Regions from separate parts of the Homo sapiens genome. Here regions 2 and 3 are each linked to region 1. The links are chromatin loops, found by intact Hi-C in ENCODE. Cell type or tissue: B cell. All regions are shown on one strand. Each heading gives the region's core, and the rest is flanking DNA. Links, peaks and the distances in the headings are about the cores only.

The links. Hi-C counts contacts between places; a loop is a spot of excess contacts. Peaks named below come from ENCODE experiments on the same cell type or tissue, not always from the same donor. Only the 100,000 strongest peaks of a DNase experiment are listed, where the experiment ranks them.
Region 2: it touches region 1 in a loop (3-fold over the local background); 2 of 110 quality-filtered maps call a loop at or near these places.
Region 3: a loop joins it to region 1, with 4 times the contacts of the local background. A loop is called at or near these places in 2 of 110 quality-filtered maps.

What each region holds. Positions count from the first base shown.
Region 1 is chr9:137,744,280-137,751,118 of GRCh38, forward strand. All of the region lies in intron 6 of EHMT1 (euchromatic histone lysine methyltransferase 1), which reads left to right. Among named protein-coding and RNA genes, the nearest start is that of MIR602, 91 kb to the right of the region's middle. RefSeq lists enhancers at 1,179-1,228, 1,379-1,428, 1,619-1,838, 4,272-4,771. In B cell, for the core only: no CTCF peak of the experiment used is centred there; DNase peaks (open chromatin) are centred at 772 and 1,402; H3K27ac peaks cover 2,169 bases.
Region 2 is chr9:137,822,126-137,830,694 of GRCh38, forward strand. The region is part of intron 25 of EHMT1 (euchromatic histone lysine methyltransferase 1); the gene reads left to right. Among named protein-coding and RNA genes, the nearest start is that of MIR602, 12 kb to the right of the region's middle. In B cell, for the core only: no CTCF peak of the experiment used is centred there; a DNase peak (open chromatin) is centred at 3,706; H3K27ac peaks cover 1,563 bases.
Region 3 is chr9:137,804,339-137,812,907 of GRCh38, forward strand. EHMT1 (euchromatic histone lysine methyltransferase 1) reads left to right here. Exons shown (of 27, transcript NM_024757.5): 19 at 7,123-7,277. Among named protein-coding and RNA genes, the nearest start is that of MIR602, 30 kb to the right of the region's middle. RefSeq lists an enhancer at 4,733-4,812. In B cell, for the core only: no CTCF peak of the experiment used is centred there; a DNase peak (open chromatin) is centred at 4,903.

The sequences.
Region 1 (6,839 bases), core at 1-2,500:
GTACATCATTCATTGAAGTAAACCTCTTTTTTTTTTCTGTGTTTTCTTTCTTTCTTTTTTTTGAGACAGGGTCTTGTTTTCACCCACGCTGCAGTGCAGTGGCACGATCATAGCTCACTGCACTCAACCTCCTGGGCTCAATGATCCTCCCATCCCAGCCCCCCGAGCAGCTGGGACCACAGGCTCACGCCACCATGCCTGGCTAATTTTTAAATTTTTTTGTGGAGACGGGGACTCGCTTTGCTGCCCAGGCTGGTCTTGAGCTCCTTTGCTCAAGTGATCCTCCCGCCTCAGTCTCCCAGTGTTGGGAATACAGCCATGAGCCACGGCGCCCGCCCTCTTGAACTTGTTCTGGGCTCTAGATTGACAGGAATGATATTGCTGACAGCTTGAAGTGCTGATTGGCGGCTTGCTGTGTGCTCGTTTGTGGTTGGCTTTGCGTGGCCTGCCACCTTGCACTGTGGACACCACACATGGGCCAGGCGTGCTCTCTTCACAGACAGCCTCATCCTGTGTCCACCCAAGGACAAGCACCAGCACGGGCCAAGGCCCCAGCCTTGTCACAGCGGTGCTGTTGCCCCTGGCCAGGTATGGGCACCTGGGCCAGTGTCTCAGGGAAACTGAGGAAGTTCTTAGACATACAGTTTCGGAGTTACATTCATGCTTTTTCAGTTCTGAGGGGTCAGTTAGGAGTGACGCATTTCATAAGGACGAACAGTGGAAAGTTAAGAATCAAGTTGACATGCAAATCTGTGGTTTATTGTTCGAGTGTGTCCAACCATGTTTATTTAGACGCAATCTTGTATCTAAGAAGTTATTCCAAAACTAACAGTAGGAATAGCAGTCCAGGTGAGTTCATCCAAATAGTGACTTACTGGAAAATGCATAATTTTAGTGGTTAAGGTTTTTCCCCTTTCAGTCAGCTTTGTGTGCTATGGCGTATCCCTGAATGTATACAAAGCATTTTCTATCATTTGTCAGAGTTTTGGGGATGTGTTTTCTTCCTTTTGCTTCAATTTCAAAGTCTGTTGTACATTTTTAGCATGTTTTAGGGCAAATTTTTGAATGTTGCTCCCAGGTTGTAGCTTGATTATTTAAAAATTCGTTGGAAATATTACCATTAGATATTTAAAGAGGATTTAAAAATTTTTTATTTTAAGATAATTATTAGTTTTTTCTCCTCTTATATGAAGAAGCATGAGGAAGAAAACACAGCATCATCACCCCATTGTCCTGGTGGCTCTGGCACTCTGAAACAGTCACTACAGGAACTTCCTTAGACGTGCCCAGCACAGCCCAGCCCTCCCCGAAGGACAGGCAGCCCTGACTGCACCGTGGGGAAGCAGCTACCCCAGCAGCTGCCGCGGTCTCTGCACACACGTGTCTGTCGCTCCAGTGCACTGTCTGTTCAGCTGTGTTACGCTCTTTCTGTCAAGTTACAAGGGGTATTCAGTGTCACAGTTTTGCTGAGTATGCCGGAGGCTCATAAGTGCTGTCTGCATTTACAGTGTAGCACTTTGATGTCACCAGGCCACCTCTGACTGTATCCTTCCACCTGCAGAGACCTGAGGGGTGTGGTTTCCTCACCTTCCCCAGCAGGGCTGCCTTCTTGGAGTCCAGCAGCTCTTCATTGCTGAGTCATGCCTGGGGCTGAGCAGCCAGCCACCAGTGTTTGTTCCTCTGTAAGCCGCTTGCTAAATAGCCCCTGCTCATTTTTCTTCTGGATTTTGCATCTTTTGAATGTAGTCTGACGATCTTTTTTGTCAACGAAGAGTTGATCTGTTGGCTCCAGTATGAATGGAGGTTTTTTCCCCAGGTGGATTTTGGGTTTTTTGTTTTGTTTTTTATTTTTTGGGGACAGGGTCTCACTCTGTTGCCCAGGCTGGAGTGCAGTGGCGTGATCACGCTCAGTGCAACCTTGAACTCCTGGGCTGAAGCGATCCTCCTGCCTCAGCTTCCTGAGTAGCTGGGGCTACAGGCACGTGCCACCATGTCCAGCTGATGTTTTTTTATTTTTTGTAGAGACAGGATCCCACTGTGTTGCCCAGGCTGGTTGAACTCCTGGGCTTAAGTGAACCTTCCACCTCAGCTTCCAAAAGTGCTGGGATTACAGGCGTGAGCCACCACGCCCAGCCGATTTTGTCTTTTGACCTTGTCTGTAGTGTCAGAACTCCCAGGTACTAATCAATTTCTTTATGATTTCTGAGTTCTGTGTTCTAATTATGATAAAAACCTTTCTCACTGTTGATTTTGAATGAATTGATGTATGCTATCTTCTAATACTTCTTTTATTTCATTCTTGTATATAAATATTTGATTCATATAGAATTAAAATATCAGGTAGGGCTGCTCAGAATGGGGGAAGTTTATGACATATTAATTATATCTCAATAAAGCTTTTAAAAGAAAATGTGAGGTAAGGGTCCCAGGGCTTCCCTTAAAATGCTTAGGTTTCAGCTCCACTTACTGACTGACATTTCTTCCCTTCTCATTTACAACACCACGTTTATCATGTACCATATGGGATATTAATTTCAGTCTATTTCTCGATTCTCTCTTTCGATTGAGGTTCTCATCTTCTAGAGGAACTGGACACTGAATAACTCTAGGTATTTGTCATAAAGTAAAACATTAAATGACTGTCAAGGCACGAAAAGAATCAAGAAACAAAAGCAAAGCCAAGAAGAAAATGTGGTCAGTGTAAAACAGAACAAGATGGCAGGAACAGCCTTAACTAGATGGGCACTGACAATCAACAGTGATAGTTTCGTTACGTAAGTGGCTCCAGAGAATAGAGAAGGATAGGAAAAGTACGCTAGCCCATTCTGAGACTAAAATATAGGCTGAAGTCACCTAAATCCTAAATACAAAAGTCCTAAATACATTTTTTTTTTTTGGGACTGAGTCTGGCGCTGTCACCCAGGGTGGAGTGCAATGGTGCGATCTCGGCTCACTGCAACCTCTGCCTCCCAGGTTCAAGCAATTCTCCTGCCTCAGCCTCCCGAGTAGCTGGGATTATAGGCACCCACCACCACACCCAGCTAATTTTTGTATTTTTAGTAGAGACAACGTTTCACCATGTTGGCCAGGCTGGTCTTGAACTCCTGACCTCAAGTGATCGACCTGCCTCGGCCTCCCAAAGTGTTGGGATTACAGGCGTGAGCCACTGCGCCCGGCCTCCTAAATAAAATATGAATCAAATGCAATGACATATTAAAATAATGATTGTAAGGAAGTAGGGCTTACCCCAGGATGAGAGTGATTCATTACTAGAAATAGATTATTTAAAGACCAGGATTTACTAGGTTAACAGAATAAATGAGAAAAACTACACAACGTATATGTGTTTTTAAAAAAGGCATTTTATAAAGTTCAGTCCGCTTTCTGTTTTCTGAATTTGGGGGGATTACATTGTGATTGCATGTATGACAACGGTACAGTTGAGTAATGATGGAAGAATGACGTACCTGTGTGGCCACCACCCAGATCAAAGCCTTGAATTCTGGTGGCACTGCAGAAGCCCACTGACCTCCCATCCCCAAAAGTAACCCCTCTCCTGAGTGCTAACCGTGTAGGATGGTCGTGTTTGAAGTGCTAACTCTGTAGGATGGTCGTGTTTGAAGTGCTAACCCTGTAGGATGGTCATGTTTGATTTCGTTCTTTCTATAAATGGAATTACACAGAATGCATTCTTTCTTTTTTTTCTTTGAGTGTGGCTTATTTTACTCAACGTTGTGTTTCTGGGATTTATTTATATTATTAGTTAATTTTCATTGTTATGGAATAGTAGTTTTCAAAGTGGTCTGGGTGGGGGCATTCTGAGACCTGTTGGGAGAGTCTGCAGATCAAAACTGTTATCATACTAATGCTCAGATGTTGGGTGCCTTTTTCACTATCATTCATGGAATTACATGTGATGGCGGCTTTGCTGTGGTGGCTGACACTGTGTCCTTGTAGTTTGAACATGTCTCAGCTTAAATTTCTACTACAGTACATGTTAATAGATACTTGTATTAACAAACGTTCTTTATGGTTCTTGGTGCTATTTCAGAGTGTGCGGGGCCTTAGGCCAGGGAGGCGACCATACAGGTTCCTCTGTATGGCTGCTCTCGTGTCTGTGTCCGTCCCACTGTGGATGGCCTGTGGGTGGTTCCAGTGGGGCCGTCCTGGAGGAGGTTGCTGCCAGCACCCTCATACAGGTGTTGCCCCAGGTACCCACTGGGAACGGAACCGCCATGCCTTGTGCTGGCCTCCATGGACTCTGCCATGCGGCTCCCCACGGTGGCTGCTCAGGTTGCCTTCTTCCCCACCGCCTCGGAGCATCCCCTCTGCTGTGCCGGCCACACTCGGTGCTGCCACTCCAACGAGCAGATAGTGGCATTACGTTTTCAGTTTAATTTGCATTTTCATGATTTATGAGAAGGTTGAATACTTTTTCACATACTTACTTTGCCATTTGGATGCCTTTTGTGAAGTGCCTATTCACATCCCAAACATTTATCTACTGGGCTGTTTGTCCTTTTTGAAACATGTTTTGTAGGGGTTCTTTGGCCTGGAAACAAGCCCTTGTTGTGTAGTCGACATGATTCCTTCTTCTGCATGTGGCCTGCCTTTTCACTGAAACAGTACCCGGTTTAGCCATTCTGCTCAGAAGCCACTTGCCAGAACCTGTTGCTTGACAGCTGGTGCGGCAGCCACTCTGGGTGCTGGTGAAGGGAGAGCTGGACCCTCTCCCCTCTTAGCCTGAATCTGTTAGTGAGCCTGGTGTCCAGAGTTGTGTCCTGCTGGGTGGGGGACAGGCAACTTTTGGTCTGTGGCCTGCTACCCACCCCCAGGACAGATGTGGGAAGCTCCTGGCCTGCTCCTGACCTGCTACCCACCCCCAGGACAGATGTGGGAAGCTCCTGGCCTGCTCCTGGCTTCTCTTTTCCTGTTTCACTTGGGTGTCAGCCTTCTCAGTTCACCTGCATCAGACTCTAAGTTCCCTATTTACTTTATTATTTGTGTGTGTGTGTGTCTTGCTCTGTTGTGCAGGCTGGAGTGAGTGCAGTGGCAAATCATAGTTTATTGTAGTCTTCACCTCCTGGGCTCAAGTGATCCTCCCACCTCAGCCTCCAAAGTAGCTAGGACCACAGGCATGCGCCACCATGTCCAGCTAATTTTTTTTTTTAATTAATTTTTTTGTAGAGATGAGGTTCTCTCAGTCGACAGCCTCTCACTATGTTGCCCAGGCTAATCTTGAACTTCTGGGCTCATGTGATCAACCTGCCTTGGCTTCCCAAAGTGCTGGGATTCTAGGTATGAGCCATGGCGCCCAGCCTCTTCTTAATTCTGATGTCAGTGGTTACCCCTTCTCTTTCTAATCTCCTTGGGTTTTCAGCTTCCACTTGATTCCTTACAGCTGTCTTATGCACAGTGATCAAGCAGCCTCTTATAAAGAAGCTCTTGTTCCTTCCTTAAAAGTCGCTTTGCCAGAGTTTTGGAAGGAAGTGGAGTTAGCTGTGGTGTTAGTCTGCTGTTAATTGGTGGTTTCATTGCCTTGTCTTGTTTTTAAAATAAGAAACCTGTCCAGTGACATGAAAACTCCTGTCAAAGCCGACTGAAGTGTCGGAATGCTTATAGAAGGGTTAGAACATTTCGATGGTCAGTCGTGAAGCAAGGGAGGAGAGGCTGCTGCTTTCACCTCTGACACGAATGCGGCAGCATTGACTGTTCCTGCTGATTCTGTAAGAGAAGAACCGGAAATAAACATTAATATTTTAAAAGACAAGAGAGAAGAGTTTGCTGAGAATATACTCATCCATCTGAAACATCTAGCAAAATCAGCTCAAAACCTATTACAGCTCCTAAGCTGACCTTACATGTGATCAAGACATAAAGACCAGTTATTTTCCTGTATAGCTGCAATAACCAATTAGAAAATGTAGTGTCAGCATTATCAGTAAAATCAATAAATGTCTAGGGATATTTTTAAAGATTTTCTCTAGAAAATTTCAAGCTGCACAAACACACAGAGGACAGTGAGCATTCTCCAGCATTTGGCCTCGTTCTCCACACGTGGGTTGTCTTGGAGCAGATATTTCAGTAGGGATCTTTAAAAGATAAGGACTCTTTGAAAGACAAACCACAATATCAGACCTAAAAAGTTAGTTGTAATTTCTTAATATCACCAGAGTACCTAGAAATAAACTTAACAACAAAAAAAAGAGTGTTCCTTGTTAATGTGGAGGAAAACTATAAAACTGGTGAAAGAGTTTAAAAATTAAGTTCCTAGAGAGAGTTATTATTTGCCTGAGTGACAAGATCCATTGTTTTATTTTCTCCATGTTTGCCTCTAAATTCAGAACAGCTCCCATCAAGATCCTAGCAGGACTTTTGTGTAACTGCTGGTTCTGAAGTGAGGGTGGAGGTGGAGACCCTCTGGAGTAGTGGTGGGGACTGTGCACAGTGGGGGACACCGGAGCTCAGGACGTGGCTGCCGGAGGGGGCGCGGCTGCCGGAGGGGACGCTTACTCAGGAGCGCTGAGGCGGTTAATGAGTGGGACAGGGAGCCTGTGACATGTATAAAGGTCGATTGTAAGACTGGGGTATTAAATCAGTGGTCAAGGGGTCATGAACTTTTTAATAACTATGGTTGGGCCAGTTGACTAATATTTTGGGAAAAGGCAGCCTGCACTTGTGTCAGGGCACGTAACAAATGTGAGCTCCATTCTAGAGTCTGACAGTGGTGCTTGCTGCACAACTCAGAATATATGAAAAACCACTGAACCGTACACTTTGCAGGGTCGGTTTTAGAGTAGGTGAAACATATCTTACTGTGGCTATTATTTTAAAAAACG
Region 2 (8,569 bases), core at 2,601-5,100, 80 kb after region 1:
TCCACCTGCATTCACATTTTCTATAAACGGAATCCTGTGTCCGGCTTTGCATGTTTTGTGATTTGCCCACGTGGCTACACGTGTCAGTGGTTTGTTCCTTTCTGTTGTTGGACGGTGACCCACCTGGCCTCCCTGCTGGTTTATGCCTGCTTGCCTGTGGGTGGGCCTCCGTCCTTTCCAGTTCTGCCATCACGAGGAAACCTGCTGTGACTCCCATAGACTTGTTTTTAATGGACATGAATTTTTATTTCTCGAGTAAATGGGGGTGGAGTTACTGGCTCATATGATGGGGTACCTTTAACTTTAAAAGAAACCGCTAGTTTTCCAAAGTGGTTATAGCACTTCCGTTCCCACCTCAGTGAGTGAGAGCTCCAAACACTGTGACTTAGATTTGCTGTCCTGATGCTTGATGAAGAGCCTCTTTTCATATGTGTGTTGCCATCCTTTTACTTCTTTTGTGAAGTAATTTTTAAAATTTGCCAGTTTGGGCCGGGCGCAGTGGCTCACGCCTGTAATCCCAGCACTTTGGAAGGCCGAGGCGGGCGGATCACGAGGTCAGTAGTTCGAGACCAGCCTGACCAACATGGTGAAACCCCGTCTCTACTAAAAATACAAAAATTAGCCGGGTGTGGTGGCGCATGCCTGTAATCCCAGTTACTCGGGAGGCTGAGGCAGGAGACTTGCTTGAACTTGGGAGGTGGAGGTTGCAGTGAGCCAAGATCATGCCATTGCACTGTAGGCCTGGGCAACAAGAGCAAAACTTCATCTCGAAAAAAAAAAAAAAGCCTGTTTTTTGTTGTTGTTGTTGTTTGTTTGTTTATTGAGATGGAGTTTCGCTCTTGTCGCCCAGGCTGGAATGCAGTGGCACAATCTCGGCTCACTGCAACGTCTGCCTCCTGGGTTCAAGCGAGTCTCCTGCTTCAGCCTCCTGAGTAGCTGGGACTACAGGCGCCGGCCACCATGCCTGGCTAATTGTTTTTTTTTTTTTTTTGAGACGGAGTCTCACTCTGTCGCCCAGGCTGGAGTGCAGTGACGCAGTCTCGGCTCACTGCAAGCTCCGTCTCCTGGGTTCACCCCATTCTCCAGCCTCAGCCTCCTGAGTAGCTGGGACTACAGGCGCCCACCACCACGCCCAGCTAATTTTTTGTATTTTTAGTAGAGACAGGGTTTCACCGTGTTAGCCAGGATGGTCTCGATCTCCTGACCTTGTGATCTGCCCATCTCGGCCTCCCAAAGTGCTGGGATTACAGGCGTGAGCCACCGCACCGCACCCGGCCAACGCCTGGGTAATTTTTTTTTTTTTTGAAACGGAGTCTGGCTCTGTCACCCAGGCTGGAGTGCAGTGACACAATCTCGGCTCACTGCAAGCTCCGCCTCCCGGATTCACGCCATTCTCCTGCCTCAGCCTCCCAAGTAGCTGGGACTACAGGTGCCCGCCACCACGCCCAGCTAATTTTTTGTATTTTTAGTAGAGACGGGGTTTCGCCGTGTTAGCCAGGATAGTCTCGATCTCCTGACCTCGTGATCCGCCCGCCTCGGCCTCTCAAAGTGCTGGGATTACAGGCGTGAGCCACCACGCCCGGCCCAACGCCTGGCTAATTTTTATATTTTTAGTAGAGACGAGGTTTCGCCATGTTGGCCAGGCTGGTCTCGAACTCCTGACTGCAGGTGACCCACCCGCCTCAGCCTCCCAGAGTGCTGGGATTACAGGCGTGAGCCACTGTGCCTGGCCAATTTGCCTGTTTTTTAATTGGCTGCTTGTCTTCTTGAGTTGTAGGAGCTCTTTCCATCTTCTGACTCTGATGTACATATAAATATGTGTGTGATGTGAATATTTTCTTAGTCTGTGCCTTGCCTCCTCACTTTCTTAACAGTGTCTTTCAGGAAGCAGAATTTTGAAATTCTATTACTTTCCATGTCCTAAGAATTCCATGTCTATCCCAGGATTGTGAAGATTTTCTCCTTTTTTTTTAGAAGTCTTATGTAAAAATGCAAGTTAAGGCCAGACACACTGGCACGCTCCTGTAATCCCAGCACTTCTGGAGGCCGAGACGGAGTTTGAAGCTGCAGTGAGCCGTGATCGAGCCACTGCACTCCAGCCTGGCCTGTCTCTCAAAGATGTGGGTTTGAAGTAAGGATTGAGGTTCACTTGTGTCCATGTGGACAGTTAATCCAGCACCACTAGTTCTGCTTATACCAGCTGATGGAGATCTACGTCTGGACCATGTTTTGTTCCTTTGATCTATTTGCTGATCCTCAAACAATGACACATTCTCTTGACTGATAGTAAAGCTTGGAGCCAGGTAGTGTTAGGTCCTCATACTCCTCATACTCGGTTTTTTTTTCAAAACTGTTTTGCTCCTCCATGTCCTTTGCATTTCCATAGACAATTGAGAGCCCGGGCGTCAGTACAGGCCAAGGCTGCTGGAATTTTTGCTGAGACTGCACTAAATCTGCTGGCCATTATCGCATTGAGCCTTCTGACCCTGTGTCTGTAGGTGGCCCAGCTGTCTTTGAGTTTGATATTGAGTTTCTCTCAGCAGAGCCTTGTAGCTTTTAGTATGTAGATCTTACACTGTGTTTTGTTAAATGTATTCCTAAGCACATCATACTTTTCATGTATTATAAACAGTATTGTTTTTAAATTTCATCTTCCAGTTGTTTGTTGGAAATAATGCGGAAATACTTGATTTTTTTGTGCATTGACCTTGTTAAATGTATGAATTCTACTCACTTTTTGGACTATTAGGCTTGTCTGCACATGTGGTCACGTCATGTGTGAGTAAAGACAGTTTTTCTTCTCGCGTTCTGAGCCGTGCAGCTTTGTTTTCTGGAAGGTCGGGCATAATGCTTGTTCTCTTCCCGGCACTGGGGGAAGAGGTGTCCTTACCCTGTCTAATGTTAGCTTCAGGCCTTTTGTAAATGCTCCCTGGGTTGTCAGAATTCACTTCCTTGGCTGCAGGATGAGGCCTCTGCTTCCTTGCTGGCTGGCAACCGGGGGTGCTCTGAGCTCCTAGAGGCAGCTCTCTTCTTGAAGGCCAGCAGGAGAATGTCGGGGCTTTGCCACGCTGCCTTCCTCACATTCTGTGGGCCAGAAGCAAGTCACGCTCAAGGGGATGGGTTGATACAAGGGAGACTCTTGGGGCTGCCTTAGAATTCTACATGTGTGTGGGCCGACTCCCTCTCCTCACGGGCACCTGCCTTCCCCACTCCGAGCCACGGCCACGCTGACTTGCTTCCTGCAATCCTGCCTTTTCCACAATATCATGTAAGTGGAATCACATGCCATCTGGCCTTTACCATTTCCTGGCTGGGTCATGTGTGAGTGACCTTCAACTGTATGAGAAACTGCCCAGAGGTGCCACCCTGGGCACCTCTGTTTGTGTCCTGTGGATTTGGCTGGGCCATCAGTCTTGGGTGGGAGGGCAAGTGCAGCACCAGCTGACCCATCACAGTCAGAAGCAGGAGCCCTTAGCATCTCAGAAACCCTGATGCTCTTGTATTTGAAGGAGGCATATTTTTCCTCTTGTTGCTTGATGGATAGAAATAGAGTAGGTTTTTAAAATTAACTCTTTAACCTGTGGCCTAAAGTCACCTATTAAGTGTAATGATATGTGTGGGTCCATTGTTTTGTGTGTGTGTGCCCGTGTCATCACCACGCAGGCTGCCCCGGTCCCCTTGGTTTCACTTCTCATTCTTGTCGTCTACACCGGCGGGGCTGCCCAGTGTCAGGGAGGAGGCGTGGCCTTTCAGGACTGTTTCCCGTGATGCTGTTGTGCAGGCGTCGGGATGCTTTTATCAGAATAACAAAGTTCTCTTTTCTGTCCCAAAGAGTTTCATGAATTGTTGTTGAATTTTGTTGAACATTTAAAAAAATCTATTGAAATAAGCCTATGATTTTTCTCCTTGTTCTGTTAATGTGAATATCTGATTTATATGCTATTGTTACTGGAAATAATTTATGTGTATTTTAACCATGTGGCGTCAGTGCTGTGTTGTGTGGTCAGTCTGGGTCCATAGGGGGTGGGTGGGTGGGGCGGTGTGTTCCTGTTTCTGTGCCGTCTCCTTGCTGCCATATCTCCTGCCCTGGTCTCTCCTTCCAGCATCTGGCATCTCTGTAGGTCTGTTTCTAGCATCTGTTTTGCTGCTTATCTTCTTCTTTCCCTGTCTCCTCATGTTTCTGGTTAGTTTTGTTTGAGTGCCAGACATTGTATTTTCAAACCTGCTTGAAGAAGATGCACTGGGTCACCCCGGTCCACTTCCAGGCACCAGGAGGCCTCAGAGCTAAGCTGCAGGCCGTGGCCTCTGTCACCCCAGCTGACTTTAGCCTCCAGGTGGCCCTGGTTCCTGGGGCCTGTCTCAGTCCGTTGAGGCTGCTGTAACAGAACACCATAGACTGCACAACAGACTGGTTTCTCACAGTGCTGGAGGCCAGAAGTCCAAGGTCAAGGCACCTACTGGTTTGGTTCTCAGGAGGACCCCACCGCCTGGCTCATGGAGGGACCCTGCCTTCTCACTGCGTGATAACCAGTGAGACCAAGACAGGCGGGTGGAGCCGCAGCCCAGAGGAGAGGGGAGAGCTTTGCTGGGGCTTCGAAACCACCTCCTAATGGCAGCATTGTGCACACAGGCCTGTCTCCCTGCTGATGCGGCTGTGGCCTTCACTGGCCAGGTTCCTCCTGCTCACCTAGGGCCGCACCTCCCAAACTGTCTGTGTGGAAGGGCCATTTCCATATTCCCAGTTCACTGTGGGCCAATCCTTTTGTAAAATAAGGACTGCAACTTACCAGGCTGCTTTTAAGTTGTCACATTCAACAGGCACAATACTGCTCCATCAGATCGCTGCTGGAGGCTCTCAGTTCCTTGACTCGCTTGTCATGTTGGCCGGGGGGTCCCCGCCTCCTCCCCCACACGTCTGTGCTGTGCCTTCACACCTGTTCCATGGCATGGACTTTCTGTGCTTCCTTCTCCTGTCTGGAGCCACGCCTGCCCTCACCTCCTCAGGGACATCCTGTCAGCACTCTCCACACTCCTTGATGCCCCAGAGCTGCCACACTCGCCTGATTCCTTGCCTTCCAGTCTGTCTGCAACCAGATGCAGCCAGGCCTCGCCTCCCATGAGTGTCCCTAAGTCCAGGGCAGGCTCTGGTCCCCACCCACCCGAGGCAGCAGCATCTAGCCCTGCTCCTCCCTGCACCCTCTCACTTCTCAGCCATGGACACACAGGCCCAGGTACGGTTCTTGTTCATTTTGGGGATGTGGAGAGCCACGAACACACCAAAGCCTCCTAGGTGTCTGCTACAGCTCTGACCCACGCCCGGACCCCAGACCCCAGACCCCTGTCCACCTGAGCGCCAAAATCTCTGGGTGCCAGGAAGCTTTCTGATTCTGCCTTCAAAGTATTTCCTGGACCATTGCAGTGGGCACCCACCCCTGGGTCTGCCCCAGCCCTGGTGTTGCCATCTGTTCTCAGCCTGGGGCTACAGGGACCCCAAGCCCTCTGCTTTTGGCTCAAACCTTGCACAGCCCATTCCCCACTGACTGCCCCCCTCCACTGCTGTCACAATTGCTCGCACTCCCTCATGCTGTTCTGGAGCTGTTGAACATGCCCTCTGGGATCCTGCCCACCCGCCCTCCCGGTCCTTACCTTCTTTAGGCCTTTGTTCAAATCTCCCATCAACTTGGCGCCCCAGGGAGCCCTCTCCATGGTGTGCTTGCCCGAAACCTAGGTGGAAGGTTCTTCATCAGAGAAACCTTGGAAGAGCAGCACAGGAGGGTACATTTAAAGCCCTCAGCGGTGTCCGTTCCTTTGAGGGTTCTGGGATCTGAAGCCTCTGAACCGTAGGAGCAGCTAGGGGAGGCCGTGCCCCTGTGTGAAGGGGCTCCTTGTGCCAGCCGACAGGGTGCGACGGGGTGGTCGGCCCGGCTGCCATCGTGGGAGGGACGTGGACGAACGGCACGCAGTGGGAGGCCATGGGCAAGGTTGATGGCCCATGGGGGCGGCCCCTTTGTCTCTTGGGGCTACAGCCTGTGCTGTGACCATCCACAGGCCCCAGGGGGGTGCTGGCGGGCATCAGGGAAGTCCCGGTGACAAGGGGCATCAGCAGGGGTCAGAGGGGTGTGCCCAGGAGGAGCCCCTCTGCATTCTTCAGGGTGCATGGAACCCACACCCTGTCCCCAAAGATGCCCTGGACATGCCCTGGGGTGGGGGGTGGGGGGCAGCACATGCCAGGCTGCCACATGTGTGTGTGGCCTCAGGGAGTCTGGGCTGGGTCATCAGGCATGACCATTGCCAAGGCCACATCCTGACTCTAGGCCCCTCTGGTCTGGGCAGTGAGGCCAAGCAGAGCACAGGGTCTCGAGACCCCATGACCTCTAGGGTCACGCGGAGGCTCCTGGGGTCAGACTGAGAAAGGGGCTCGTCCTGAGAAGCCACAAAGTGTGCTCCTGCGGGGGTGCGGGGTGGGGGAGGTACCACGTCTCCCGGGCAGCCACAGATCCCACACTCACGGCCCAAGTGACGCTTGGTGCAGAGCTGGAAGGTTCTCAGGGTGGGAGGAGGGTTATTTTTAACGCACTGCACTAGAGCATCTCTAAGGCCGGTGGTTCTGGACAGAAAAACCACAAAAATGAGAAGACCAGGAATAGCAAGTCCCCAGCCCTGGGGCCTCATGTCTGCAATGAGCCCTTGGTGGCTCTGAGCAGTGCCAGTTCAGCACCTTGGAGAGCTGCCGCCTCTGTGCCTCCCCTCCTGCTTGCTGCGTGGGGGCTTGTGGAGCCTGCTAGGAATCCTGGGAAGAGCCCAGATGGGCCTGGCCCTCCCAGATGGCCTCTTTTGCCTCTGGCGAAGTGAAGTGAGCACCTGTAGTGAGGTCCACTCCAAGCACCAGGCCCGGGTGTCTGTACAGAGCCCGGGTGGGGCATCCAGGCACCACGGGGAGGCCCCCGCCCTGGTCTCACAGACGTTGCCACTGGAGCTCGTGCCGTGCGCCCACTGCCACCACCTGTCTGCCACCTGCACCTCCTCACCTGCGGCAGCACTTTCTCCACACAGGTTCTTCTCTGATGCCTCTTCCCTAATTTTAAAGGCATTCAGGTCTCTTACTTAGTTAAAAAATAGAAGAAAAATGTTTTACTTCTCTGCCACTTCCTTCAGAGATTCCTTTTTCTTGCCTTTGCAATTCCTTTTTGACCACACATTGTGAAAATTTTCAGACATACCAGAAAGCAGAGAGAATCAGGAGAGTGGAGACTCCTATTCCCCCACTTGGACTTGATGGTTGTTAGTATCTTGCTTTATTTGTTTCATCCTTTTTTGCTGATACAGTGTAAAGTTAGTTACAAATGTGACATTTTACCCCCAGTGACGTCAGAGTGTGCCTGTGAATAGTGCTGCCTGACGAGATTGAGATTGCCGTCACGTGAGGTTCATCTACAGACTCCTAGTTTCCCCGATGTCTTTTCCTGGTTCGCCCCTCTGGAGTCAGCTGGGGCTGTCCCTTGTATGATACTTGGCACATCCCAGAAGTTTCTTCCTACCAGCAGCCCACACAGTGGCCTATGGGGGAGACTGGCCAACGGCCTGAGAAATCCCATGGTCCACATTTCTGTGTGCCCCCCGTGGTGTCACCTCACTTGTTCTCTTATCCCGTGTTTGCGGCCAGCTGGGAGGAAGGGCTGAGGTTTGGCGACACTCACACCGGGGCTGCTGTGTCCCATAGGGAGCTTTATGGCCACCTCGACTGGCCACCCCGAGCATCCATGCCTTCCCTGTTTATTAACAGACATTCTTCTGTTTAAATAAATAAACCTTAAACCTGGGCTTTGTGGTTACTCCTCAGAGAAAGGCAAGATCAATGCTTTATTCTTACCATTTAGTTATCAAGTTTCAGAGGGAGGAAGTAGCAGCAAAGAAATTTTGGTCTTTTTTTTCTTTCCTCTGTTTTGAGTGTTAATGTGGGCTCATGGATTTTTACTTTTTTTTTTTGTTTACATTTTTACATGTGTGTTTGATCAGTTATAGCCATTCTTATTTAATGGTCAAACTGCCCCATCTTTGGCCATGGGGAGCCCATGCAGGCGAGCCCGTCTCCTTTGGTGACACTGCTCTTCGGTACCATGTGACACCCAGGCCTCCCTTATGTTCCTTGCCCCACACTTGGAATCAGCCATTTCTCCAGGATGTCCTTGTGCTTTTGGAAGAGAAAGATTTTTAGACACTGAAATGAGACTCTGGGGTGCCCACTGCTGTCAGGGTGCCATGGGCTCTTGACTCACTTTTCAGAGGACAGAGTTATGAAGTAAATAGATTTTTAAAAATGTGTTCATGTTAATATTTCCAATTCAAATTTAACAGTGTAGAGTTTTTATCCAACTTCTTTGATTTTATATTTGCATCTCTTACAATAAAAATTTTGGTTTCTAAAATCTTTAGTTTCAAAATAGCACTCCAGATATTACCGATAACAGTAAGCACCAGTCCAGCTCCCGGATGGCATCTGCGCTTCTTTGCAGCGTCTCACTCCTTAGAACATGTCCCATGGAAGCTGGGCCCAGTCTTGTGCTTCGCG
Region 3 (8,569 bases), core at 3,441-5,940, 63 kb after region 1:
GTTTTAGTTTTCAGTTCATTTCATTTCTCTAATGACAGTTGATGTTAAGCATCTTTTTATGGGCTCATTTACGATCCATATATCTTTTTTAATGAAGTGTCTGTTCAAATATTTTTCTTGCTTATTATTGGGTATTCTGGAGTTTTAAGAGTTCATGTTCTGGATATAAGTCCTTTATCAGATATATGGTTTACAGATCTGTCTTTGGAAGTGCAGAATTTTAAAAGTTTTTATAAAGTTTGGTTTATCAACGTTTTTCTTTATTTTTAACTGGATCCTGTTTTTGGCGTTCTGTTTAAGAAATCACTGCCTAATCTGAGAACCCAAAGATATTCTCCCACATTTTCTTATACGAGTTTTATGGTTTGGGGGTTTACATTTAGGTCTGTGTTTTATTATAGTTGACTTTTGTATGTGGTGTGAGGTATGGATTGAACTTTTTTTTTTTGGCTTATGGATGCCTAGTTCAGTGCCATTTGTTGAGAAAACCATTCTTTCTACATAGAATTGACTCTGTACCATTGCCAAAAGCCAGTTGTCTGCATTTGTGAGTCAGTTACCCATGTGTTATTCCACATGTGTCAGTCATTTGCATGTCTGTCAGTCATCCATGTATGAGTCCGTCCATGTGTGTCAGTCATCTGCATGTGTGTCCACATGTGTCAGTTGTCCATGTGTGAGTCAGTCATCTGCATGTCTGTCAGTCGTCCACATGTGTCAGTCCACATGTCTGTCAGTCGTCCACATGTGAGAGTCTGCATGTGTGAGTCAGTCATCTGCATGTGTGTGTCTCTCATCCGCATGTGTGAGTCCATCATCTGCATGTGTCATTCGTCCACGTGTGAGTCGTCCACGTGTGAGTCATCTGCATGTCTGTCAGTCGTCCATGTGTCAGTCCACATGTGTGTCAGTTGTCTACATGTAAGGGTCAGTCATCTGCATGTATGAGTCAGTCATCTGCATGTCTGTGAGTCTGTCGTCCACATGTATGAGTTGGTCATCCATGTCAGTTGTCTGCGTATGTATCAGTCATCCGCATGTGTGAGCCAGTCGTCCACATGTCAGAGTCAGTTGTCCACATGTGTGTAAAGTCAGTCGTCCAGATGTGTGTGTCAGCTCCAGGGCCCTCTCTTTTGATGCATTGATCTGCATATCTGCCTTTAGGCAAGTACTGTCCTTTCTTGACTGATGTAGCTTTACAGTAGGTCTTGCAAAATCATTTTTCTCCTCCCAAACTTGATACTGCTATTCTCCTATATTTTACACATATATATGTTCTGAACACCATAATAGCCATGTAGTTATTCTGTTTAAACAGTCAGTGGTCTTTTTTTTTTTTTTTAAGATGGAGTCTTGCTCCGTCGCCCAGGCTGGAATGCAGTGGCATGATCTTGGCTCACTGTAACCTCCGCCTCCCGGGTTCGAGCTATTCTCATGCCTCAGCCTCCTGAGTAGCTGGGATTACAGGCACGAGCCACCACGCCTGGCTAATTTTTGTATTTTTAGTAGAGACGGGGTTTCACCATCTTGGTCAGGCTGGTCTCAAACTCCTGACCTCGTGATCCACTCACCTTGGCCTCCCATAGTGCTGGGATTACAGGTGTGAGCGACTGTGCCCGGCCTGGTTTTTTCTTTTTTTTTTTGGAGACAGTCTCACCCTGTCACCCAGGCTGGAGTGCAGTGGTGCGATAGCTCACTGCAACCTCCACCTCCCTGGTTCAAGCGATTCTCCTGCCTCAGCCTCCCAAGTAGCTGGGATTACAGGCACATGGCACCACGCCTGGCTAATTTTTGTATTTTTATTAGGGATGGGGGTTTCACCATGTTGGCTAGGCTGGTTTCAAACTCCCAACCTCAGGTGATCTGCCCGCTTTGGCCTCCCACAGTGCTGGGATTGCAGAAATGAGCCACCACGCCCAGCCGAGTGGTCTGTTTGAAAGACTGCAGAAGAGCTCTGCAGTTGCTCCTGCCATCCCCATCCCTGTCCCTGCCACGCTTCTCCACCTTGGTGGGCTCATGCTCCTGATGTTGCTTCCCTTCCGCTGGCCTCACTCCCTTTACCTTTTCTGTGGTGTTGGTCTGCTTGTGATGAGCTCTTGCAGCTTTTTTTTTTTGAAATGGAGTTTTGCTCTTTCACCCAGGCTGGAGTGCAGTGGTGCTATCTTGGCTCACTGCAACCGCCTTCTTCCAGGTTTCAGGCGATTCTCCTGCCTCAGCCTCCTGAGTACCTGGGATTATAGGCGCTGGCCACCACGCCCGGGAAATTTTTGTGTTTTTAGTAGAGATGGGTTTCACCATGTTGGCCAGGCTGGTCTCAAACTCCTGACCTCATGATCCGCCCGCCTCGGACTCCCAAAGTGCTGGGATTACAGGCGTAAGCCCCTGTGCCCAGCCCTCTTACAGCTCTTTAATGCCTGGAAAGTCCTTATTTTGCTTTCATCTTTGAAAGATATTCTTAGAATTCTGGATGCGTAGTTATTTCTTCCAATGCTTTAAATGGCGGTTTCCCTGGGTCCTCACCTGCAGTGTTTGCAGTGAGAAATCCAGTGCCACCACACAGTTATTTCTCTGTGTATAATGTGTCTTTTTTATATGGCTGCTTTTAAAATGTTTTTTCTGTATCTCTTGGTTTTAGCAATTGGATTTTCCTCTAAGCCTTAGTTTGTCTGTAAAGCAATTTGATTACTGAAGTGCTTTGGTGTTATTTTGTGTGTGTGCACGTAGGGTTCATTGAGCTTCTTGGATCTGTGGATTTAGGGTTTTTGACAAATTTGGAAATTTTTCAGTCATTATTTCTTCAAATAATGTTTTCTGCCCACCACGCTTTCCAGTATTCCAGCTGTGTATGTAGGAGTTCTCAGAGTGGTTCCACAGCTCACTGGTGCTCTTTTCAATTTTTAAATTATTATTTTTTCCCTCTGTGTTTCAGTTGAGCAGGTTTTTGTTGGTTTGTCTTCTAGTCCACTCATCTTTTCTTCTGCACGTGATGCTGTTGAGCTCATCCGGTCTGTGTGCTTACATTCTAGGCATTGTCGTTTTCAGCTCTAAAAGTTCTGTTGGAGTCTTTCAAACATTTCCTAACATGTTTCTACTTAACTTTCGAACCTATAGAATACAGTTATACCAATGGCTTTATTTACTTATTTATTTATTTATTTATTTATTTATTTATTTATTTGTTTATTTTAAGGCAGAGTTTCACTCTTTTGCCCAGGCTGGAGTGCAGTGGTGCAATCTTGGCCCATTGTAACCTCCGCCTCCCAGGTTCAAGCCATTCTCCTGCCTCAGCCTCCCGAGTAACTGGAATTACAGGCGCGCACGACCACGCCTGGCTAAGTTTTGTATTTTTAGTAGAGGCGGGGTTTCACCACGTTGCCCAGGCTGGTCTCGAACTCCTGACCTCAAGTGATTCCCCCGCCAAGGTCTCCCAAAGTGCTGGGATTACAAGTGTGAGCCACCTCACCCAGCCCACCAATGGCTTTAATGACCTTGTTTGCTAATCCAGCATCTGTGTCAAAGCCGGGCTTTTTGATTGACTGGGTTTTTCTCCCCATTGTGGGTCATGTTTCCTGTTCCTTTGCACATCTGGTAACCTGTAGCCGATGCCAGGATGTGGGTGGGTTTTGCAAAACTTGTATGGTGCTAAGGACTCTTCTTCGTGTGAATGTTCTTGAACTTTGTTCTGGAACTCAGTCACTTGAAAGCAGTCAGATCATGTTGGATTTTGCTTTTCAGGTTTGTTAGGTGGGTCTGGAGCCACCGAGGCAGGTCCGTCCATTGTCCTCCAGCCCACAGCCTGTAGATGGAGAGTGTGGCCTGCCTGGTTGTGGGGAAAGGCCCCGGCTTTGAGTGCACATTCTCAACAGGCTTGTGGCCGCTAGTGTCCTGCCGGATGACCCACTTCCTGCCGGAAGTGCACAGATCTCTGGAACCTCTCTTGGAGCTCTGTTTTCTGTCTGAGCATCCGGGGGCCCTGCCTGCCTACCCCCTGCGCCATGGTTGGAGCTCTGGTGGCAGTGAGCTGGGCAGCCACGGGCTCCCTCACAGACTCGCCTCTCAGGGGCACGGTCCTTCCCTGCCTGGTGTCTGGTGTCTTGACAACCATGGTCATAGGTTTTGACTGTTTTGTTTTACTCTTCTGGTTCTTTTAGGTGGGAAGGTAAACCTGTTCTGGTCTGTATCACCCCATTGTTTCAGGAGTGCGGTTGCTCACCAGTTGTAGGCCAGGCTTGTCGTAACTCAGCCAACTTCAGAAAGGCTGGGCGTTTGAACAGTCCCAGAGTGGAAGGATCTTATGTGAACTGGAAGCTCTCAAAAATGTAATTCTGGGCGGGGGGTGGGGGGGGCGCGTGGTGGCAGATCACTTGAGGTCAGGAGTTTGAGACCAGCCTGGGCAACATGGTGAAACCCCGACTCTACTAAAAATACAAAATGATGAGCTGGGCCTGGTAGCATGAGCCTGTTATCCCAGCTACTGGGGAGGCTAAGGCACGAGAATCGCTTGAACCCCAGAGGCAGAGGTTGCAGTGAACCAAGATCGTGCCAACTGCATTCCAGCCTGGGTGACGGAGTGAGACTCCGCCTCTAAAAAAAAATAAAAAATGTAATTCTGGTTATAAAATCATAAATCATTCTGATAAAGGAAAAAGAAAAGAGGCCCCTAAGCAAGCAGCCTTTTGTTCAAGGAGCTCTGAAATGTATGGAGGAGGGAAGCCAGAAACAAAGAGCAGAGGGGTGGAGGAGCCCAAGAGCAGCAGAGGCTCTTCAGGAAATCCACTGAGGCCTACACACGGAGTTCGCTTTTAGTTTTCTCTTTTAGAAGTCAAGGGAACAGTGAAGCCCATGCCGGGGGCTGGCCGTTTGTGGATGAAGATGCTGGAGACCAGGCCACTCGGTTTCTGTTCTGCTTTTTTCTTCGCCTTCACTGAGCTGGAAGGGTTGACGGTGCTGCACGGTGTGGAGTTGGGAGGGGGACTGCGTGAGAGCACAAGGGTGTCTCAGAAGAGCCCGCGTCCTTCTCTCTTGGGGGTGACCCTGCCTACCTGCAGAGCCAGTCCCTGGGATGTGGCGGCGGCCCTGCGCCCTCGGAGGGAGGCGGGGCAGAGCTCAAATGGAAGCAGAGCCTGCGGGGTGGAGACCGCACCCCTGCAGGGGTCTGCCTTGGGCCCCGAGCCTCCTCAGCCGCCGCAGCAAAGCGGTCAGTCAGGCGGGGCTTGGTTTATGGCATCTGGGAAGATCGCTGACCATTCCCGAGGGGAAGGAGGCTGCAGCCGGCGCTCCCAGACACCAGCAGAGCAGAACACACTTCAGGAACGTGAAACGCTCACGTGCTTTTAATCCAGCAATCCTGCCTCTGAGGATGCATCCTTGAGAAATAATGTAGAAAATGAAAAGCACTAAAATATTTGCTGGCATTGTATTCCAGAAATATACCAACAGACATAAACCAAGTGTTCAGTAAAGGAAAGGTCCGGAAGCTGAGTGACTGTGGGGGAAGGGTCCGGAGGCGGTTCCGATGCCGCCCTGTGTGGACCGTCGGTGATGGGTCCGGAGGCGGTTCCGATGCCGCCCTGTGTGGACCGTCGGTGATGGGTCCGGAGGTGGTTCCGATGCCGCCCTGTGTGGACCGTCGGTGATGGGTCCGGAGGCGGTTCCGATGCTGCCCCTCGTGGACTGTGGGTGATGGGTCCGGAGGCGGTTCCGATGCCGCCCCGTGTGGACCGTCGGTGATGGGTCCGGAGGCGGTTCGGATGCCGCCCTGTGTGGACCGTCGGTGATGGGTCCGGAGGCGGTTCCGATGCTGCCCCTCGTGGACTGTGGGTGATGGGTCCGGAGGCGGTTCCGATGCCGCCCCGTGTGGACCGTCGGTGATGGGTCCGGAGGCGGTTCCGATGCCGCCCCGCGTGGACCGTCGGTGATGGGTCCGGAGGCGGTTCCGATGCCGCCCTGCGTGAAAGGCGCTCCTCGCACGGCGCCAACTGGAGGAGGCCTCAGTACCTGGGAGCCTCTGGTGATGACGAAGGGTCAGGGACAGGTGGGCATCAGGCTTAGGAAACAGCGTGGGCGTGTTCCTCATTCCGTTTATCGCTGTTTTATCCCTGGGGCGATAGAGTTAGGGATACTTCATTGTTCTGATTTATATTCTTGGCTGCCTGGCAGAGTTGAACATTTTCTTATGTTTACCGTTCATCTTTTTCTTACCTACGTTTTTTATTTTCTTCTCCTTTGCACATATTTTTTCAGAATTACAGTGTTCTAATTTACTGTGTGATTATAAATCATCTATATTTTACATGTGGCACAAGTATTTCTCCAAATTTTATTTGTTTTATTTAAAAGAGGCCTTTTTTAAAGTAAAATTTTTTGTTTTTTTTTTTGAGACAGAGTTTCGCTCTTGTTGCCTAGGCTGGAGTGCAGTGGCACGTTCTCGGCTCACTGTAACCCTCTGCCTCCCGGGTTCAAGCAATTCTCCTGCCTCAGCCTCGCAAGTAGCTGGGATTACAGGTGCCCACCACCACGCCCGGCTCATTTTTTGTATTTTTAGTAGAAACGGGGTTTCACCATGTTGGCCAGGCTGGTCTCGAACTCCTGACCTCAGGTGATCTACCTGCCTTTGCCTCCCAAAATGCTGGGATTACAGGCGTGAGCCACCATGCCCGGCCCAAAATTTTAATTTAATCAAATTTGCACGTCCTTTTTTCAAATCTTTCAAAAGCATTATCCTATCCTATGACTATACCCCTGCTTGGAAATGAATATAATTTTTAAAAATACATGAAAGAAAAGTGCCTCCAAGTGTTAATATGTTGAGTGTAGGTTGATATAATTCTGGATGACCTTTTCCCTATTTTTATTCTTTACTGTGATTATGCTACTTTTATAATTATGTTATTTTTACAATGAAACAAACAAAACATGAAACGAAGTGCCTTCCAGAGTTGAGATGGGCGCTAGGTTCCCATCCGGTGACCTGTGGCACCCTTTCCACCTGGCCCTGCTGCGGACGGCCACGCATGCTCCAGAGCCTCTCCCCGGGCACATGGGCTGCAGCTGCTGTGGCCCAGCCCCAGCACTGTGAGCCAGCAGGAAGCCTGCACTGAGCTCTGGCTTGTGTCTGTTCAGGAGGAGAACATTTGCCTGCACTGGGCGGCGTTCTCCGGCTGCGTGGACATAGCCGAGATCCTGCTGGCTGCCAAGTGCGACCTCCACGCCGTGAACATCCACGGAGACTCGCCACTGCACATTGCCGCCCGGGAGAACCGCTACGACTGTGTCGTGTGAGTGCAGTGCTTCCCCCAGCGCGGGCTGGCGCTGACCTGACCTGGGCGCCCAGAGAGACCGCTTGACAGTCTTGTGTTCACACTTGGGGCGTGAGTGGACACAGGCCCTCTGTTCCTTCGTGTGGAAGTCCATCCTTGGTGTTCCACACGCAGAGAAGTGTCTTTCCCAGTCCACGTTTGAGATCAGCTGTGGTTTATTTCTGGGTTAGGGAGGATTGTCATGAAAAAATTCCCAAGTTGGAGTCTCAGACCTGATACTCCTCACATGGCTGAGGGGCAGCATGGGAACAGCCCTGCTCCCAGCAGGGACCTGCCAGCTCAGAGTCCCCGAGAGGCTCAGGGTGCCTTCTGGGAGCAGTGCCACCCACAGCCAGGGCTGGAGTTGCTGGGGGCTGTGGCACTCGCCACTCAGGGCCCTTTTAAAACTTGAGACCTTCAGCTGGGTGGTGGTGGCTCACGCCTGTAATCCCAGCACTTTGGGAGGCTGAGGCAGGCAGATCACCTGAGGTCAGGAGTTTGAGACTAGCCTGGCCAACATGGTGAAACCCCATCTCTACTAAAATACAAAAATTAGCCGGCCATGGTGGCATGTGCCTGTAACCCCAGCTACTCCAGAGGCTGAGGCAGGCGAATCGCTTGAACCCAGGAGGCAAGAGATTGCAGTGAGTGGAGATTGCGACGCTACACTCCAACCTGGGCGACAGAGTGAGATTCTGTCTCAAAAAAAACCCAAAAAACAAAAAAAGCTTGAGACCTTGATCCCATAAAGTCATCCACACTCAGGTTGTTGTTGGTGGCCTGGGATGGAGTGTGTGTTTGGCTGCTGGGGAAGGACAGGGAACTGTGGGTGCTCCAGGCACCAGCCTCCAGTGACTCCCTGGCCCCTACACATGGGGCTGTGCCCTCCCACATGTGGATCTCACGGTGGCTCAGCCAGGTTGGTCATCTGGTTGTGTGAAGCCCAGCTCCACGTACGATGACTGCAGTCTGGATGCAGTGAGCAGGAGTGGAACTGAGGACTGCTCACGCTGTGCGTGGCCCAAGCTTGGCCTCTCTCCCTCCTTGCTTCCCTTCTTATCCTTGAGGGTAAATTTGAATGAAAAATCCAAGAAAAATCAAATGCCGCCCTGGATTTTACACTCTTCCTGCTAAGAAAACAGCCTGCTGACTTTGACAGTGAATGTGGGAGAGGAGGAAGGGAATCATGTTCCTGGGTGAGCTAAAGCCCGTCTTTGCAGAGTCATTGCTGAGCAGACTTGTTCAAGTTATCTCACAGTGAATAGTGTTCC